3 separate regions of the Homo sapiens genome follow, and all the other regions are linked to region 1. Evidence: chromatin contacts called from ENCODE Hi-C or POLR2A ChIA-PET data. All regions are on one chromosome and are shown on one strand. Each heading gives the region's core, a stretch centred on a gene start or an enhancer-like site at or near the end of the contact. The rest is flanking DNA. Distances are from core to core; before and after follow the strand shown. Region 1 holds the start of MIR137HG (MIR137 host gene). Region 2 overlaps LOC124900404 (a long non-coding RNA gene). Region 3 overlaps MIR137HG (MIR137 host gene).

The links. Hi-C counts contacts between places; a loop is a spot of excess contacts on that map. ChIA-PET counts read pairs that join two places held with the same protein, here RNA polymerase II (POLR2A). Pooled maps may share reads with other maps.
Region 2: POLR2A ChIA-PET joins it to region 1 with 17 read pairs in BJ. The contact joins the enhancer-like site here to the promoter of MIR137HG in region 1. A Hi-C loop is called at or near these places in 3 of 168 maps with a recorded cell type or tissue (IMR-90, PC-3 and endothelial cell of umbilical vein) and 1 of 50 pooled maps. POLR2A ChIA-PET finds 5 or more read pairs at or near these places in 4 of 52 experiments (BJ, H1, OCI-LY7 and 1 more).
Region 3: a loop to region 1 is called in a map of PC-3, with 8 times the contacts of the local background. The contact joins the enhancer-like site here to the promoter of MIR137HG in region 1. A Hi-C loop is called at or near these places in 12 of 168 maps with a recorded cell type or tissue (Caco-2, Calu3, GM12878 and 9 more), 1 of 37 single-sample maps with no recorded cell type and 9 of 50 pooled maps. POLR2A ChIA-PET finds 5 or more read pairs at or near these places in 5 of 52 experiments (AG04450, PC-3, PC-9 and 2 more).

The regions. Positions count from the first base shown.
Region 1 is chr1:98,048,249-98,051,149 of GRCh38, reverse strand. It overlaps MIR137HG (MIR137 host gene), which reads left to right and starts at 1,457. Exons shown (of 5, transcript NR_046105.1): 1 at 1,457-1,772.
Region 2 is chr1:98,084,917-98,087,616 of GRCh38, reverse strand. All of the region lies in intron 1 of LOC124900404 (a long non-coding RNA gene), which reads right to left. Among named protein-coding and RNA genes, the nearest start is that of MIR137HG, 37 kb to the right of the region's middle. RefSeq lists an enhancer at 186-735. Within about 2 kb of position 1,261, at least 2 of the 41 ENCODE cell types and tissues checked have a DNase peak (open chromatin) inside an H3K27ac peak, as active enhancers do; they include IMR-90 and PC-3, where a contact is called at or near this core.
Region 3 is chr1:98,004,076-98,006,779 of GRCh38, reverse strand. The region is part of intron 3 of MIR137HG (MIR137 host gene); the gene reads left to right. Among named protein-coding and RNA genes, the nearest start is that of MIR2682, 40 kb to the left of the region's middle. Within about 2 kb of position 1,284, at least 2 of the 41 ENCODE cell types and tissues checked have a DNase peak (open chromatin) inside an H3K27ac peak, as active enhancers do; they include PC-3 and PC-9, where a contact is called at or near this core.

The DNA.
Region 1 (2,901 bases), core at 208-2,707:
GTATATTGAAACAAAAGATCAGGTAAATTGTTTGATTTGTCTTCAAGCTATATTTTTAGACTAATTTAATTCATAACTGTTAGGTTTTTTTTTCCTTAAAGAGATTATCAAAGTTTTAGGAGACACATTCATCTTTAGAATTTTCCTGAACACTAATTGTTTACTACAGAATTTATGTAATGTATGTTACCAAAGAAAAGACAGCAGAATCAAAGTGACCATAGTTTTCAGTGTTCAAATGGATGACAAAAATCAGAGGAAATATGGAATTTTGAGATATATTTAATAAAAGATAGTCACATATCTAGATAATAAACCCTATTTCAATATTTTTTAAACCTATAACTATAAATGGGTGGGGGGCAGTCATCCCATTGTTTGCAATATGTCTTCTTTCCATGTATCAAACATTATTTTTTAAAACTGGTTTAAACTTAAAATCACGATCAACAATTAGTGAGTTATCTCTTTTATTGCTATATATTTTTCTATTACAAGTGGAATAGAATTTATTGGCTATCGATAATCCACACTCTCTTTCCCTCCTTCTCGGTATTTCCACTCCCTCCCCCATCCCTATATTTCCCCATCAACTGATCTGGGAAGACTGGAAACAGACCAAAAGGGGTTTTGGCTAGAGAGAGTAATTACAGAATTAGAAAGGAAAACTCTTCTCATCTCCTCACTGCAATCATACTTAATGTTCATTATGTCAATTTTAAATGATACAAAATGCCTTCCCCAAAAGGCATCCTGGTTTTAAGAAGTCAAAAGGGTACCTGGCATTAAACAACCTTGAATCAATCCTGGTGGGATTAACTGGACTGAGTTTCTGTATACTGCACATGCTATGGATCTACTTTGATCACAGTAAGGAAAAAAATGAGAATAGATTTTTTTTTTAAAGAATTGCTGCACAGGAGTGTTCCGTTTCTTTTATATGGCAGAGTTTGATCTTGATAAAAACCTTTTAAAACATCCTTTTCCCCCCACTATGGTAAAGAGATCATATCTGTTTTTGCTTTTCTTTAAGAAAAGAAAATGGGGATTGCTTACACGGGGAAAGAAAATTTTATTCTCCAACACCCCCTCCCATTCTACTAAACCATTTTAGTCGACATATGTTTGTTATCAGAGAGAGGTGCTGTGAACACACAGCCATTTTCTTAGCAGCTTTTTGACTGTATGTTACCATAGTCCCACAAGGCATTGGTCCTTTCCCATTGGGAAGTCATGAATAAGAGACTATGAAGCTTGCACGTCAGATCTTCCTCAATTAATCCACCATTAGCATGTTTGGGATCCACTACTGGATGGTTAACAGCAGCTTTTGTAACTGTACGCCGACCATATCGAATTATGCTCTGCTAAAAATGAACTCTTTGCAGACCAACCCTCTCGGCTGTCAGTGTTTTCCGTTTTCCTATTTTAACGTTTGTGTATAGTGGCAGGCGACAGATGGTGTAGATCAGATCGATTTGATTGCATTAGATGATTTTTTCCCTTCCCCACTCCTTTCTGGAAGCTCGCATCAGCTGAAGGCTATCGCCTGGGACTCCTCGGAAGCATGAGCAAGCCGCCACCACGCGAAGGCACTGGGGCACAGCCAGCGCGAGGCGCCGAGGTCCCTTCCCAAGGCTTGTTAACACTGTAACCCGGCACTCGGAGAGAAGAAGCAGCTCACACTGCCCAGAGCCTACCTCACTGCACATCAGATGACTCCCTGGCTTCTACACACAGTTGGAGTTCCGCTTGAAACCTGGATTTAGAGGGTAAGCACTTCAATCGAGATGGATTTGTGACAGTTACTTTGCCATACAGCAAGACAAATCTCAGCAAACGTAAAGGATGTAGGATGTATGGCAGAGGCAGACTATGTTTACATCGAAAAATGTGTTTCTTTTTGTCTGAGAACGAGAGTATTATTCAGTAAAGATGTGTATACTCTTTTTCCATTGACTGTAAGAGTCGACTACCACCCTCCTCCCGATTTTTTCTCTCTCCTTGGTGTTTCCCCCTTTCTACTTGAGAGGGAAGGAGAGAGGGAGAGGGAGGGAGTCAAGGGGGAAGAGAAAGAGGGAGAAGGGGGGGAGAGAGAGAGAGAGAGAGAGAGAGGCATTTCAGCTTTAGCTTAATTGGCTTATTTCCTCAAACCCATTGCTTTGTCGCGTTTCTTTATGTATTTTTGGTTGCAAATTGCGAAGCGATTAACTGGGATGGGTGTTGGAGTATGGGGGATAGCATAGGAAAGTACTGGGAACCGTCAATCAGTCGCGGTGGCCTTGAGAGATCAAAAGGTGCTGAAAGCCCCCTGCCCGCAAAACACACCTCTAGTTATTGGGGCGCGAGAGAAATGTAGATTCTAATAAACATGGCTTGCAGGAGTCGATGAACAAAGGTACTTAATGCGGACCTAAGCCTCCGCTGATATTGTTCCGCTAGCAGTATCTAAATATTCAAAAGCGAAGTGTAAGTTGATCAACAAACGCCCTGATGGTATTGGGCTTTTTCCCTTTTTTGTTTTTGTGTGGAGGGTGGAGAAGGGGGGGAGGGTGGATGGGTGGGGGAAATCCGACAGCTTAAGGAGGCTTGAATTGAATATGCACCCAGCGGCAGTGGTCTCGTAGGAAATGGTGTTCTCGTAAGTCAGGCTGCCCCGCTCAAGCACGAGAGAGCTTTGGTTAGAGCTCAGAGCGTCAGTTCTGCTGCGAGTGCTGCCGGCAGTCGGCCCGGGTTGAGCTGTCCATTCGTCCAGGTGCTGAAGCTGGTGGAACATTGGGTAGGTAGGGAAAAGGCTGGCACTGCTACTTGGGTAGAAAGAAAGCATATCAACTGCGTTGTTCTAGTTTCTTAAAGCGTGCGAGTCTGTGGGTCAGTGTGTGTATATATTTTATTTTAATT
Region 2 (2,700 bases), core at 12-2,511, 37 kb before region 1:
TTGGGCTCACAATACTCTCTCCTCACCTGTCGAGGCATCTTCTCACCTGTCGAGAGCACATTCATAGCATCTTTCTTTTACAGCTTCATCTCTCCTTCTCCATGGGCTTCTTCCCTTGTGTCTCCAAATATGCATGATTCTCCATTTAAAAAGCAAAAATTATTTCTTTTCATTCTTCTAATTCTTCTAACCTATTAATATATTCCTTTCCACAAATTTTCATAGGAATCATATGCATTTTACTCTGGATGATGAAGGCTAGTAAGACTGAGCAGCATGACATGAATTCATTAACATATTTAACACTAGGCAAGGGTCGTATGAGATTCACTGAATGAGATTAGTAGCCCACAAATCCTCTTCTTTACTTGCTTCTTTTAAGAACTCAACCATTCTCATTTCTCATTACTGAGCTTCCATTCAAACTAAATATCCTTTGTTCATTCTTCAACTCTTCAACAGAGCACATTTCACTCTTTTTTCATAACAATGAAGCTCTGGCTGCTTTCCCGCCTTTCCACACTCTCATTTGAGGTTACTTGCATTGTCCCTCTCTATAGCTTCGTCTGTCTGCAAATGCCTCCTACAAGACACTCTTTTCTCCTTAGCATTTACTCTTCAGGAGAATTCATCCAGTCTCATATCTAATCACTGACTCATTCTGCAAACATTCAGAGGGTGTTTATTCTATGCATGCCAGTGTCCTGAGCACTGAGTTCACAAGTATGAGTAAGGCAACATACTTGTCCTTAGAGAGCTTAGAATTGAGTTGAGGAAAAGACAAAAAAAAAAAAGAAAAGAAAGCAGTTATTGAGGTGTAGCTAGGACAATGGGCCCTGCAGAGGAGAGGAAGCCTCCTAGATAACGGAACATTTGAATCATAACTTAGTAGAAGATGGTCAGGTATTTAAACATATATATACATATATACCTATATACATATTTAATATGTGATATATGTTTACATAATATTATATATACACATAATATTATATATTATATATGTATATATGTGTATATATTGTATGTGTAAATGTGTGTATATATACACACATATATGTGTATATATTGTATGTGTATATATACACACATATATGTGTATATATTGTATGTGTATATATGTGTATATATACACATATGTGTCCCACATGCCTAAAACTTACTCCTCCTTTTTTTTTTTTTTTTTTTTTTTGGAGATAGTGAGATGGGGTTTCCCTCTGTCACCCAGTCTGGAGTGCATGATCCTGACTCACTGCAACCTCCACCTCCTGGGCTCAAGAGATTCTCACGCCTCAAACTCCTGAGTAGCTGTGACCACAGATGCATGCCACCATGCCTGGCTAATTTTTTGAATTTTTGGTAGAGACAGGGTTTTGCCATGTTGCCCAGGCTGGTCTCAAACTCCTGGGCTCAGGTGATCTGTCCCCCCAGCCTCCCAAAGTACTGAGCCACTTTTGGCCTGGTCACTCTCTCTTTCTTTAAAACAACTCCCCTCTTCTACTTCGCCATTTCTTTAACACTGCAATGGGGCTCTCTGGTCCACTAGACTTGAAAAGCCCACATTCACATTCTATCATTCTTAGGAAAAATATATTTTGCCCATACCAATTATACTGTTACCATTTTAACTTCAGAAAATCCTGGATGGGTGTGAGCGTTTGACTTAAAAAAGTACAAATCCTAGGTTTTCTTGCAATCAGTGAATTTAATCAGTCTGGGGCAGCTTGGGAAACAGGTATTTTTTTTAATATCACCAGGTGACTCTAATATGAAGCCACTTGTCTATGTTCTCATCACTACAAACCTCCATCTAATCTGTCCCTAATCTGTTTCAACAGAAAAATGTCAAATTAATCTTGCAAAAACACTGCTTTAATCACATTTCTCAGATCTAATACAACTGGAACCTTCTCACTTGATCTCTGCAATTTAAAATTCTAAAAAAATTCTGTCTTCTAACAAATATTCTTCATTCATTCATGTAATCAGCTGTTATTCAGTATCTAAATGTTAGGCTCAGGGAACTGATAGTTCTCAACTCCTCACAGTCTTCATTCCAACAAAAAAGACAGACACTATATAACCACAATTAAGTGTGATCAGTCTTAAGACAAGGAAATACTAGACTCTAAAGAAACCCATAACAAGAGAAGTTAGCTTAGTTGTCAAAGATGATCCGCTACGCTTTAAATTGAAACATCATCAAAAATTTATCAGGTAAAATGGAGAGGGAAAGGGACGATTTCCAAAAGGTAGGCCAGCATAAGCAGCATATGGTGGTTAAGTGAGAGAGATACCTCACCACTTTTGAAATGTGGAAATAGTTTCATTTCTAAGGGGGGTAATTTGTAAGGAGAACTGTTAGATATGAGTGAGGCCAGACCACACAGGCCCTTATAATGCAGCTAAGGAGTCTGGACTTTATTCTGAAGGAAATGGAAAATCACTGAGTACTTTTATGCAGGGAGTCATTTGCAAGTTTGTGTTTTTGAAAGATCACTCCAGCAGCAATGCAAGGAACAGATGAAGGGGAAGCAAAATTAGAGTTGGAGAGGACATGTGAGAGACTTGCAGTAATAATGAAAGAGATAGGGAATGGATGGTTTGGATTAAAGAAAATTAGATGGATTGGGAAGGAGTTCAGATTTAGAGTCAACAGTCCTTGGTGACAGCGAATATAAGGAACAGAGTGATACTAGG
Region 3 (2,704 bases), core at 35-2,534, 44 kb after region 1:
AAGCAGTTTGATAGTGTTTTTTGGTGCATTTCAGACAGGGATACATTTCTTAATGAAGGACACTCCTTTTTCCACTACCAAGGGCTGAGTCTATTTTTTAATAAGATTCTTGTAATTGTAAATATAATGTAATCTAATTTTATGCAATTTTGAAAAATTTTAGAAGTGTAAAGAAATTTAGAAGAACAAACTGGTCATAGTCTCTCCTTGATAGCTGTCATGCGTTTTAAATATAGTTAGATAGAAAAATAGAAATAGCTACAAATACAGATATGCACACATACAGAGATACAATTCTTCCTAAAGTTATGTGATTCTTTTTTAAAGATTTTTTTTCAATGGTCAGTTTTCATTGATTTAAAAGCATTTCCCATGTTATGAATAATCTTATAAATTTTAATTATTTGTAATATCTTTTCCTCGTACAGGTATACTAAAATTTATTTACCCAGTTCCATTTTGTTGGATATTTAAGTTATTCCTATATTTTAATATTGCAAATGTCACTGTCATAAACACCTTTCAATACACTTTTAGTCAGTACTCTAGTTTTTTATGATATATTCCCAGAAATAAAATGTATTGTCTCAGATGATACAAACATTTTAAGCTTTTCAGTGCATCTTGCCAAGATGATTTTTAGAGAGTTTATCAATTAATTGCCACTATTCATATTTTAAAGTGTTGATTCTATTGTATTTATATCAACTATGTGTTCCAATTTCAGTAAAATATTGCTAACTTGATAGCTGGGAAATGGAATCATGTGTTGTTTAAATGTGCAACACCCATATTCTAAGGAGGAAATCAGAGCTGCATTAAAGATAGGGACTCATAGTAGATGGTGGGGTCTTGCAGGTGACCTGGCCTGGCTATAATTTCTCACTTATAAATGTATAACTAGACTTCCAGAGGGAGCTCAGGGCAAGTCTGGGAATTTTACAGAGCACATGCTTTGGACTTGACCTCCAAAACCCATGAACCCTCTGGGGATAGAAAAAAGAGCTTCCCATGTGCATAGACCAGGACAGAATTCCTTTCTGTCCATACCTTTAAAATATAGACATTATATTAAAATATACTCATAAATTTATAGATGAAGATTCCTCAGTAGACAACTAGAGACATAATCTATTCATACTGTAGAAATAATTTTTAGATGTAATAGTGATAATTATCTTTGCAACATGACATTCCATCAAACTAGTAGTTTTCTGACTAATTGCTGAATTATTTGGAAAGAATTTCAGGCAATAGTTTAAAAAGAAAAGGCCTTATCTTGATATGACTTTGCTTTATGTCACTTTCTGTGTAGAAACTAGTAAAAGCTTATAGCAATATTACTAACCATTAGATCAGAAAATTATTTTGACTTTTCTACTTTTTAATGAACAATAGTTTGCTTATTATTCCATATGTTGAGGTATTAGCATAAGTGAATTAAATAGATGAATGGAGCTACATTCCTGAAATTAAATTTTGTGATTTAAACTGATATCACCTTAATGAAAGATCATTTACACTAATTCCATAAGATGCCAAAATAAATTAATTCAAATTGGTTATCAAGTTACAGACAAAACGTTGGACCTACAAAGTTCATGGAAAATGTAGTGTTGTAATTAGCTGATATTTGAAATCAAGAATCTAGAAAAAATTAGCAAGGTCTAATTGAAAAAAAATTTAGACTGTAATTCAGAAAATGTATGTAATTACTACTTGGTAAGAGATTGTTGCAAAAAGAATCATAGATCACAAACAATGTAAACAATGTAATTTATTTCAACTCAAAATTATAAAATGGCTTGGTAATAAACATTATTTGCAAATGTTATTTAAAAACTTATAAATTTATTTATAGGTAAATTTTTTTGTGCATGTGTGGCATCTGGAAATTTATTCTCTAGACAGACTTTCAGGGATCACACAAAAGCAGAAAGGCTTTTCTCCCAAATCTTCTACTACTCAGGATTTATTTAATGATTAATTTGGACAGATCTGTGGGGCCTGGTGGTTTACACCTGTATTTCCAACTGTCTGGGAGGCTGAGGTGGGAGGATTGCTTGAGGCTAGGAGTTCAAGGCTGCAGTGAGCTATGATCGTATCTTTGTACTCCAGCCTAGGTGACAGAGCCAGACCCTGTCTCTAAAATTAAACAACAACAACAACAACTAAAACATAAAAATCTGAGAAGAATAATAATTGCCGGTTAATAAGTGACATAACACCAATGTGCCTTATTTATTTTCCCCAAAACTTGGAATAATAATAGTGTATATTTCCTGTTTTTAATAATTTCTAGACATTTTACTATGTTTAAATCAATTCATTGTTTGCAATAAAAGCCTCATAAATAGTGAATACATTGATATATTTAAAATATTCCCTGTACAATTATTGAGGATCATTAGAAATGTCATGTGAGAGACAGTACATACTTGGAACCAGCATTTTCTCTAAAACTTCCTAGGACTTTTAAGAGAATAATAAACTTCAAATGTACTTCAATAAGTTCCACAGAAAAGATTTAATGTTGAACAGTCTTCTCTAACTCATTTCAAGTACAAGAGCTACCATTAAGAAGTCTGAGACAAATAGTTACAGACTGGGTATTTTTCTGTAATTGTGATCCAATTTCACATTGCTTTTAAGGTCACGAAAACTCAAAGGGTATTCCTGATACATGATCTCAATCTCCAACAGA